Regions from separate parts of the Mus musculus genome. Here region 2 is linked to region 1. The links are chromatin contacts, found by POLR2A ChIA-PET in ENCODE. All regions are on one chromosome and are shown on one strand. The core of a region is the stretch at or near the end of the contact, and the rest is flanking DNA. Distances in the headings are between cores, read along the strand shown. Region 1 holds the start of Atpaf1 (ATP synthase mitochondrial F1 complex assembly factor 1). Region 2 holds the start of Nsun4 (NOL1/NOP2/Sun domain family, member 4).

Region 1 (5,458 bases), core at 2,310-4,809:
GAGAACCAAGTGGTCAGTGCCTCCTTTGGCTCCTACAATCTCTTTTATTTCTGCTTTCTTTCCTTCCTTTAGCAGGTGCTGGCAAGTGTTCTTGGGCTCTGTGGGAGCTCTCCTCCATCTGGTCCTGCATCCCTTTCCGGGCTAACTTTCTTTCCTTTATTCTCAATACTTCATTCCCTTCTGACCAGGCCATCAGACACCCCCTACACACACACACACACACAGGGGGGAGGTGGGCAGGGGGATGGGGGAAGAGAGCACTATTGGGGCAGGTCTCCCCAGCAACCAATCCCCCCAGGATTTATTGGAGCCAGGATCTTGCTTATTACTTAAGGCAACTTGATCCACTTATGGGTAGCTCAGTTAGAAAGCCCTTGCATGTTATGTCTCAGTCAACTCTAGGGGAGACATACCAACCAGTGATAACTTGAAATCTTACCCTTTAGTTTTTCTCCTTTTTATAGTCTCCTATTGTGACTCCTGACACTCTATGTTACTTTTGTATCTCTGTGACCCATATACCAGACAGAAACAATGTTAAAAGGAAAGGTTTGATTTAGCTCCTGTTTCAGAGGGTTCTATAGTTGCTCAGTCCCATGTGAATGGGCGTGCCATCATGGCTGTGGTAGAACACGTGGTAGAAGACAGCCATTCACATCACAGAAAACAGCAAGCAGAACTCAGGACCAGAACCAAGGTCTGGGCTATAGCCTTCAAAGTCTTACCCCATGTGACCTTCTTCTGCCCAACCTCTTTAGTTTCCACAGCCTCCCAAAATAGTGCCACTGGCTGGGGACCAAGTGTTCAACACATGAGCTTATTGAGAACATTTCAGATTCAAACCAGAGCAGGCACTATTTACAGAGTTCTTCCCAGAATGCCTTTCCCTCCGCTCTACCCTATTTGCCCCTGCTTTTCCTCTTCTTTAGCTGGTGTTTTCCACCATCTCCTGGTCTCTAAGTCTTGGCATGCTCCAGGGCTCAGTCTTTAGCATTCTATCTATGTTTCCTTCTCAGTGAACTTACCCACATTTATAACATTAAAGAACACAAATGCACTGATGACTCACAACTGTAACCTCCAGCCTGGAACATACCTCAGAACTTCAGATTCACATACCCAACAGTTTGGCTGGCATCCTTCCTTGCCTATCTATCAAGTTATACTTGACCTTGGGCTTTGAGGTGGGACAAATTACTCACCCTTGGAGGTTTCCACATTTGCTCCACATACTCCAAGTTCCGCAGTCAGAACGATCCTTTGAAGAGTAGGCCATGTTACTCCTCTGCTTAGACTTCCCAGATCAAAAGCCAGTTTTTAACCATGACCTTCAAAGCCCTGAGCAATTTAGCCACTCAACTCTGTGTCATCTCTACCTCTGTCCCCTCCACCATGGGGATATGCTTTTGCTATTTTCAACACTATAATCCTGTCTTACATTTGCTGTTCCCCTTAGCTAGTCTGTCCCTGCAAGTATCATACAAGTCGTTCCCTCATTACATTCAAATATCTGCTCAGGCAATACCCTATTTGTGTCTCTCATATCTTCCTTTGCTTTTCTACTTACGAGTGTTTATCTGGTTCCACTAAAATGTAAATTCCATGGGTTTCTGTAAACAAGGTATTTACATAAATTCTATGGGTTTATGTAAACATTGCTGTTGCTGTGATAAAAATAGCAATTTTTTGTGAAGCAATTTATAGACGGAGGCCTTGTTTTGTTTGTTTTTTTGTTTCGTTTTTGTTTTGTTTTGTTGGTGGTGGTGGTATTTTTGTTTGTCTGTCTTATGGGTCTAGAAGGGGGGAGGGGATCCATAATGACAAAGGAGACATGACAGCAGGTGGCTGGGGTACGAAGCTGGGAGATCACATCCTTATCCATATGCAGGAAGCAAAAAGCAGTGCCTGGAAGTGGGGAAGCCTACAACTCTCAAGCCTACCCATTGATATACTTCCTCCCGCAAGCCTCCACCTCCTGAAGGTTCACACCCTCCCCAACAGGGAGCAAGAATTCAAATACCTGAGTCTGTGGGAGGCATTCCTACCTCAGACCACCAGAGGTCTAAAGTTTTGGATAGTTATATCTTCTGTAAGAAGTAGACTGGGGCCCGGCGTGGTGGCGCACACCTTTAATCCCAGCACTTGGGAGGCAGAGGCAGGTGGATTTCTGAGTTCGAGGCCAGCCTGGTCTACCGAGTGAGTTCCAGGATAGCCAGGGCTATACAGAGAAACCCTGTCTCGAAAAACCAAAAAAAAAAAAAAAAAAAAGACTGGAAAGGGTTGGGGATTTAGCTTAGTAGAGTGCTTACACAAGGCCCTGGGTTCAGTCCTCAGCTCTGGGTGGGGGAAGAGTAAAGATAGACTATAAGGAGGAATGGGGGAGAGATGGCTCAGCAGCTTAAAAGCACTTGCCCTGTGAGCCTGGAGAGCTGAATTAGATCAGCTGGAAAGGAGTTGGAAACTGGAAAAGAAGGAGAGAGCCTATTTCACAAAATTGTCTTCTGATTTCCACATGTGCTTCACCACACTTGAACACAATTTTTTTTTTTAAAGGATGGGGAGGTTTCTCTAGAGGTCTCTTTGAGGCGCTGAGAGAACTGAGTTCCAGATGAGGAGGAGGCAATGCATGCCTGTTTGAGCAGAGGAAACAGCACGTGGAAAAATTCTGAGCCAGGTACAGGCCAGCAAAGTCAGACTTCCATATCTCCCAATGCACTGTCCCAGCATCGAGAGTCTGATGTCTGAGCGCAGGCTGTATTGAACAGAGTTTGGAGTCCCTGTTCCTGCCTCGGGAGAGGTTCCTATCAACTAAGGTCCAGATAAGGACTTCCATGTGACTGCCCTCACATAAGGTCTGCTTTGGATGGTAGCAGGTGAGATACCATTGTTCCTAAGCTCAAGTTTGGTTCAGCAAATGAAGATGGTGACATTTTGGTTGAGAAGGGGAGAGCCCAAATAAAGACTTGTCCAGGATAATTCCTTATGTCTCTGAGGAAAGTAGTTCAATTAAATGCCAGGAAGGAACCCAGACTTCAGAGGCATTGCGTTTTTAAAAAGCTTAGCTTTTAGGTGGAACTTACTACTTTAATGGTTCACAGCCTGTTTAGCTTCTCCATCTGTAAAATGAGGTTAATATCTACTTCATAGGGTATGAGGCCAATGGAACCTTCTGCAAATAGACACTGATAAAGAGAAGCTTCAGCTATGATGTTCAGACATCCTTTGCAGCTAAAGAAACTGTTACAGCTAGTGCCAAGTAAATTTAGAAAAGGGGCAAGCCCTGTGAGAACCCGAAGATGCAAGCCAGCTTTCCAGAAGCCTGGCGCGCAGAGGCTGCTGGTCGGGGGTAGGGGGTGGGGTGAATCCTGGCAGACTCCCGGGAGGAGACGCGCCACGACACCCCTAGAGCGGGTGGGCAGAACCGGGAGCTGCCAGCCCGAAGCGTCGTTGTCCCTTCTCCACTCCAGCACCCGGAACCTTGAGCGCGCGGAACCTCGGTGGCGGAACGCGGGCCTCGCGGACCTTGCGGGAGATGGAGCAGGCGCGCGGGCCGGGGGCCGAGGCTGACGCGCCCGAGGAGGAGGAGGGGGAGTCGCAGGCGGCCATGGCGGCGGTAGTGTCCGCTGCGGGTGGAGCGTGCCCCGCAGTCCTGCAGGTGGCGGGTCTCTACCGAGGCCTGTGTGCAGTGCGCAGCCGCGCCCTGGGGCTGGGGTTCGTGTCACCGGCACAGTTGCGCGTGTTCCCGGTGCGCCGGGGCTCGGGCCTGCCCCCCGAGGGAGCAGACGGCAGTGGGGTCAGCGAGCTGGAAGCGAACCCCTTCTACGACCGCTACCGGGACAAGATCCAGCAGCTGCGCAGGTGCGGTCCTGGTCGGGTGGGGGTGGGGACTCACGACCGGCGGGCAGAGCTTCCGGCATGCACTACTCTCCGGGACGGTGGGCTTGCCCTGGCCCTGCTATACCAATAGTTTGTTTCCAAGTTCAGAGAGGCCAGGCCACTTGCCTAAAGTCACATCTCTGCAGACTCTTTGGGTCTTTCCACAGTCGTCAAAACACTCTTTAAAGCCCTATGAAGAAGACAGCTCAGAGAAAGTTGTCCCCTACTTAGGAAGATGAAAATGAAGACCTTCAGCGAAGGCATTTGATTTGCTCAAGGTCACATGTTGAGTCAGCAGATACCTGCCTGAGAGATCAAGTTCACAGGCTCTCCCAGCTTAGGGCCCTGACTGCCTGGACAAGGAGACTGGGATTGTGGCAAAGACTGATATGATAATGTTACGTTTGTATTGCCCATTGAACCCTCTCACTAAGGAAATGTAGGGATCTGGAGAGAGGTAGAGTCTTGCCCGAGGTCACACAGTTGGTTAAGGTTTATCTGACTGTAACCAGGGTTCCTAAGGCGTCAGCTTCCAGAAGGTAAACCGTGAAGATGAAAGAGGTGTGGCTTAGTAGAAGAGAACTTGCTTACTATGCACTGGGCCTTGAGTTCCATCTCCAGCACTGAGGAGGAAAAGTGTCGTAGGGTTATGGCTGTTAAGGTAGGTAGAGTGGGTGCCTAGTTCCAGGACGAAGGATGAAGGTAAGGAATGGTGGTCTGAGAGTTTGGTGCTATAGGAAGGCACTTCTGAAAGGAAGCCAGACGTTACCGGCTAGAAGTTCTCTGCATTTTGTCTCATTTTAATTCCACTCCCTTAAGTTCTTCGTCTTCACGCGGGGCAGCAGCATCCTCTAACTAGGTGTACTGGCTGGTTTGGTGTGTCAACTTGACACAAGCTGGAGTTATCACAGAGAAAGGAGCTTCAGTTGAGGAAATGCCTCCATGAGATCCTGCTGTAAAGCATTTTCTCAATTAGTGATCAAGGGTGGGAGGACCCATTGTGGATGGTGCCATCCCTGGGCTGGTAGTCCTGGGTTCTATAAGAGAGCAAGCTGAGCAAACCAGGGGAAGCAAGCCTGTAAGGAGCATCCCTCCATGGCCTCTGCATCAGCTCCTGCTTCCTGATCTGCTTGAGTTCCAGTCCTGACTTCATTTGGTGATGAACAGCAGTATGGAAGTGTAAGCTGAATAAACCCTTTCCTCCCCAGCTTGCATCTTGGCTATGATGTTTGTGCAGGAATAGAAACCCTGACTAAGACACTAGGGTTTACCACTTCTAGCCCTGGAACCCTCCACCTGTCTGTCACTTTACCACGAATAGAGTGATCTTCTAAGCTTTTTGAAGCAATGATGGAATAAATGAGTGAATACTTTTGCTCTCCTTCAAACATTAGATAGTCTCAAATTGATTTTAAAATAGTACTTGACCTGCAGTCCTCTCCACCCACTTCTCTCTGATCCCTTTAATACACAAGTGTCTCCAAAGAGGTGTCTCATCTCACTGAGTACTTAGTGGGTCTATTCAGACTTACTCAGGGGCCAATAATGGTCTCTTTCCTTCCTTGGGTCATTCCCATCAACA
Region 2 (5,295 bases), core at 1,500-3,999, 270 kb after region 1:
TGGTGTTTGACACCCATGTTGGTACTCTCATTACGGTCCTGAGTACTGCTTTGGAGAGGACTACTGCTCCGGCTCCGACTTCTGCTCTGAAAGGCACCCCTTCTTAGGGGACTCTTGCTTTGATTATGAAGGGAGCTGTTCTTGTTTGGGCTCTGACTTTTGTTTTGGTGGTTAATCTGGCTGTCACTACTTTGATAGTCACTACAAACAATAGTTGAACTGACAGAAGTGCTACAGGTAGAGGAGGTCTTGGATGGAGGCAAAGAACAGCTGTAGGGGATCTGGGAGGGATTGTTCAGTGGGACTGGAGAAGTCACAGCATAGGTATGAATGCCACAGGGAACAGTAGTGGGGCAAAACCGAGCTCGAGGGACAACAGGTAAACATCGGGGGTCAAAGGGTGTTCTCAAAGGGATAAAAGAATAGATGTGGGTGGAACAAGGAGGCGCCACAGACTTGATATGGGATGGCGGACCCCTGGGAGCAGAATAAGTGCCACAAGGGAGAACCGCAGGCTGAGGGAGAGGTATAGACTGATTTAGGGGACTAGAGAGTGGGGATAAATGGGAGGTGGGAGGAACCACAGAATACATATGAGTATTGCAGGGGGAAACTGGAGGTGGTACGTGGGGACTACTCTTAGGATATCTACTGGGCAAAGCAGGATTACAAGGCGAGCTATGAGGACAGGAAGTAGGAGCAACAGTTTTGAGGACAGCGGTCTCTGGGGGAGGTTCTTTTGGGCAGGAATTTGAAGTAGTTGTGATGGCTGGCTCCATACATGGACTAAAGAGGCCAAAGGACTGGGAGGGAGGCTGAGGACAGGTGTTGGTCTTATGGGATTTAGAATGGCTAGGAGGAGTGTGGTGGGGTGTATTGTCTAGGGACCGACACTTGTAGGGATTGCGTCGTGATTCAGGGGATTTGGGGGACTTCATTTGAGGGGGAGCTGAGGTAGGAGGGCGGGGTTCATTATAACCTCTGGGTGACTGAGGTGGAGCTACACACTGGTTGTTCAGGGGAGATGGGAAATACGGGGAAGGATTAGGACACTGAGGAAGAGGTGGTCCTGTGGTGCAGGAAGGACCAGAAATTATAGTACCTGGGGTTAGTAAGAGGTAAGAGTTCCCCCCAGGCTCCCACAGAAAGGACCCTACACAGGGCTTCTGGAGAGCCTGAGGCAGGGATGAGCTAGGAGAACCAGCACTCTCAGGTGGTAGGTTGATAACACAGAAAGGACTCCTAGGGGCAGATATCTGGGAATCTGGGCATAAATGGGAATAATGAATACAGCCCTCTTGAGGTGAGATGGGAGAGCCAGACATGCCTGCCTGAGAAGAAAGTGGAGGGCCACAGCCATTTTTCCCAAGAGGTACATCAAGCTGTGGTTTAGGTTCACAAGAGTTTGGAGGCATAGGGTTGTCGTGGTAAGGGTTGCCAGAGGGTGGGGAAGATGCTGAAGAAAGGGGAGGATCATTGTAACTTCTTCTAGAGGGACAGTGGGGCCCTCGGTGAGAAATGGATGCAGGGGTTAGAGGTCTAGTTTCCACAGATCGGTGAGCAAGGGGAGGTGAAATTGCAAGGCCAGGTCTCAGGGGCCGATGGGTAAGAAGAGGTGAAATGATGGAGTAATTTCCCTGGGACCCTGGCATAAGGGGAGTCGAAATCACCGGGCCTGTCTCCAAGGTTATATGAGTAAGTTCAGGGGAAGTTACTGGGCTGGCTCTAGGGGCCTGATGAATGAGAGGTGGGGAAGTCACATAACAAAGACGCGGACTTGGAGGGCATGAACGCTGAGATTCTGGGGAATCAATATAGTTGCAACATAGGTTCCGCTGATGAGGAGAGGGTGACCCCTGAAGGCTGAATCGGTCAAAACAAGGAGAGGATGAACCAGCTGGCTCTTGTCTGTACAGCCTTCCTAGGAGTGGAGAAAAGGGTTCAAAGGGGCACCTCTCCGGTGGGGGTGGGGAGGAGAGGACTGGGGGCGGAGGGGGCGGGGTGGGGATCCGTCGAGGTAAGCACGGAGAAGAAATGGTGAGGCAAGAGAAAGGTTCTCTAGAGTAAGGGGGGTTGGTGAATCTGTTGCCTGCATTTGGAGAAAGGCCAGCATTACAGGAAAGGTGGTCGTTGAAGTCTTTCCCGGGCGCCACAGGCACCTCGAGAGTGAGAACAGGGGTGAATCCTTTCCTGCAGGACGACGGAGACTCAGGAGGGAAGGAGTAGTTGTTAGGGCAGTCTGCTTGAGGTGAAGTTGAAGGGGCTGAAATTTTAAGGAGGAAAGGAGGGGAAGAGTTCATGGGACTGGAGGGGAAGGGTAAGAGGGAGGAAAGAAAAGGAAAAAGAAGGGTGGGAAGGGCAAGATAAAAGTAAGCAAGAAAAAGTAACATGAGGCGATGTAACGTCACCGAATGAAAGCTCAGGCCGTGACTTAACAGAGAGGGGCGGAGTCAGGGGGCTGCTTACGCAACAGGAAGAGGCTTGTGGTTAATAAAAGGACAGGCAGGCGTGAGACAAGAGCTCCAAGAAGGTTACGGTCCCTGGAGTTCATGTCCCGAATGCAACTGTGAGTGACGGGAAACGCAAGGGCTGGATAAGTCTCCCTCTAATGTCAGACCTTACCCATTTCTTCTTATATCGATATCTCCGCGGGACCGGCGTGAAGTCCACGAGCTTCAGCAGCTTCCGAACACATCTTAAGACGGGCGCAGCCATGTCAACTAACAACGCCAATAATTCCGACTGAAACTGCAGCTGCGCTCTCGCGGGTTCCGGGAAGGATTGAGGGCTGCTTAGAATATCAGCGGCAGACAGGGCGGGGCTAGGCTTGCGGCGCCCCCAGGGCTCCGCCTACCTCCACACCCCACCCACCAGAATCCTCGGGGCGCACACGAAGCGGTGGCTGTGCTAGAGCATCTAAAGGAGCTCCTAGGAAGTTGCAGGGAAGGCCTTCTGGGCTCAACCTGCATGGAGAAAGCTGCCGAGGTAGAACGAAATTAGAGCAGACTATAGACAGAAGCGGAATTGCTAGGAAGCCATAGAAGCCAGTTTCAAGATCTTCCTTTTAGACGGTTCTTTTCAAGACTCGGTACCTAATTTTGTGTTCTTTCTGAGACTATCAAATTGACTACGCCGCTTAGGATCCAAGAAGAAAGGGGGTGATCACTATTTTTAGAAATGATCGTTTGGCTGAGCAGAGTGGCATATGTCTTTATTCCAGCACTTGGAAGGCAGAAGCAGACGGATCTCTGTGAGTTCCAGGCCAAGCTTGGTTTTCATAGCTACAGGTCAGACAGCTTTTCTGTAACCTTACATTTATTCTTATAATGTATTGCCACCCACCATATAGTATAATCAGCTAAGTCGTAATTTTTTAAAAATGTTAAGTATGTCAAACTGATCTCTGGAAGTTGTGGGGCAGCCAACGTCTTTGAATTAGTGAGCTCCAGATTCCATGAGACCATCTGAAGACGTGTGGTGTTGACCTGCAGCTGCCATTCATAGACCATATGCACATATGCATGAACATATACAAACATATAACACACTCTTTTCTTTTCCTTTTGATTTTTGAGACAAGATCTCACTACATAGTCGTGGCTGGCCTATAACTCTCTATGTACACCAGGCTAGCCTGGAAATTATACCTGCTTGCTTCCGTCTCCCAAGGGCTGGGATTAAAAGGGTGTGCCCAAACTGTAACTCATACAAATATAGAATGAGCACCTGCCAAAAATTGTACTCATCATCCAAGTCACATACGTATCTGTCATTATCTTTTTTTTTTTTTTTTTTTTTTTTTTTTGGTTTTTCGAGACAGGATTTCTCTGTATAGCCTTGGCTGTCCTGGAACTCACTTTATAGACCAGGCTAGCCTCGAACTCAGAAATCTGCCTGCCTCTGCCTCCCAAGCGCTGGGATTAAAGGCATGCGCCACCACCGACTGGCTATCTGTCATTATCTTAAACAATAAAAGTAAAATAAGACTTAAACAAGTGAGAATTTGAGTTTCAAAATTTTAGTGAGCCAAATGAGGCCACGATGGCACATGTCCTTTTGTTTCTTTTTTTTTTTAAGAATTTTTTTTTTAAGATTTATTTATTATTATATGTAAGTACACTGTAGCTGTCTTCAGACACTCCAGAAGAGGGAGTCAGATCTCATTACAGATAGTTGTGAGCCACCATGTGGTTGCTGGGATTTGAACTCAGGACCTTTGGAAGAGCAGTCAGTGCTCTTAACCGCTCAGCCATCTCACCAGCCCCTTTTGTTTTGTTTCTTGATTTATTTATTCACTTTACATCCCAATCACTACCCCTTTACCAACTCCCCTCCCACAATGCCTCCCCCATTCCCTCTTCTCCTCCTAGAGGGTGGAGGTCCCCCCCCAGCTATCTCCCCACCATGGCACATCAGGTCTGCTTGGCAAAACGTATCCTCTCCCATTGAGGCCAGACAAGGCAGCCCAGCTGGAAGAACATATCCCACAGACAGGCAATAGCTTTTGGGATAGTCTCTGCTCCAGTTATTTGGGACCCACATGAAGACAGAGCTGCACATCTTCTACATATGTGCGGGGAGGCCTAGGTCCAGCTCGTGTATGTTCTTTGGTTGGTGGTTCAGTCTCTGAAAGTCCCAAGGGTCCAGGTTAGTTGACTCTGTTGATCTTCCTGTGGAGTTCCTATTTCCTTTGCAGACAAAGGTTCATATCTTTAATCCGTGAGCTCCTGGAGTCTGAGTCAGGTGGATCTCTTTGAGTTAGAGACCAGCCTGTTCTGCAGCGAGTTGAAGGTCAGCTAGGGATATATAGTGAAAACTGTCTCAATTTTTGTTGTTTTTGTTTGTTTGTTTGTTTGTTTGTTTTTTGCTGTTAATGTAATCAGAGGAATGTAGTGAGAATTTTGGTTTCTTTGAAAAACCCAGAAATATGGGAATATATTCTTATTTTAACCTCAAGTGTGGGACATGGGGCTGCTTCATATTGTCCACAGCAGCTATGATTTGCCTCATGCTATAGCAGGGGTGTGATTTTGCCAGGAGCAGATAATTTATGTGATTGTGTGACATTTGGAATTCTGGGGACTTTTCAGAGGGTATATAAATGCTAAGGCCCCTAGAGGCATGGTGAGTAGTTGTGTAAAACCCTGACCCTCAGTCAGTGATACTTACTTCAAGATGCCTCTGAGTGAGACACCGAGATGTAGATTGATACAAAAGCAAGAGGTTTATTTTCCAGTGCATTAGGGTCACCCCTCAATCAGTCACAAAGAGAGTGACAAGAAGTAGACCCTGAAT

The links. ChIA-PET counts read pairs that join two places held with the same protein, here RNA polymerase II (POLR2A).
Region 2: POLR2A ChIA-PET joins it to region 1 with 19 read pairs in embryonic stem cell. The contact joins the promoter of Nsun4 here to the promoter of Atpaf1 in region 1. POLR2A ChIA-PET finds 5 or more read pairs at or near these places in 3 of 5 experiments (Patski and embryonic stem cell).

The regions. Positions count from the first base shown.
Region 1 is chr4:115,781,447-115,786,904 of GRCm38, forward strand. It overlaps Atpaf1 (ATP synthase mitochondrial F1 complex assembly factor 1), which reads left to right and starts at 3,560. Exons shown (of 9, transcript NM_001369233.1): 1 at 3,560-3,858. The coding sequence starts at 3,605. It also overlaps a transcript of Tex38 not described here.
Region 2 is chr4:116,051,062-116,056,356 of GRCm38, forward strand. Nsun4 (NOL1/NOP2/Sun domain family, member 4) reads right to left here and starts at 2,750. Exons shown (of 6, transcript NM_028142.5): 1 at 2,623-2,750. The coding sequence starts at 2,715.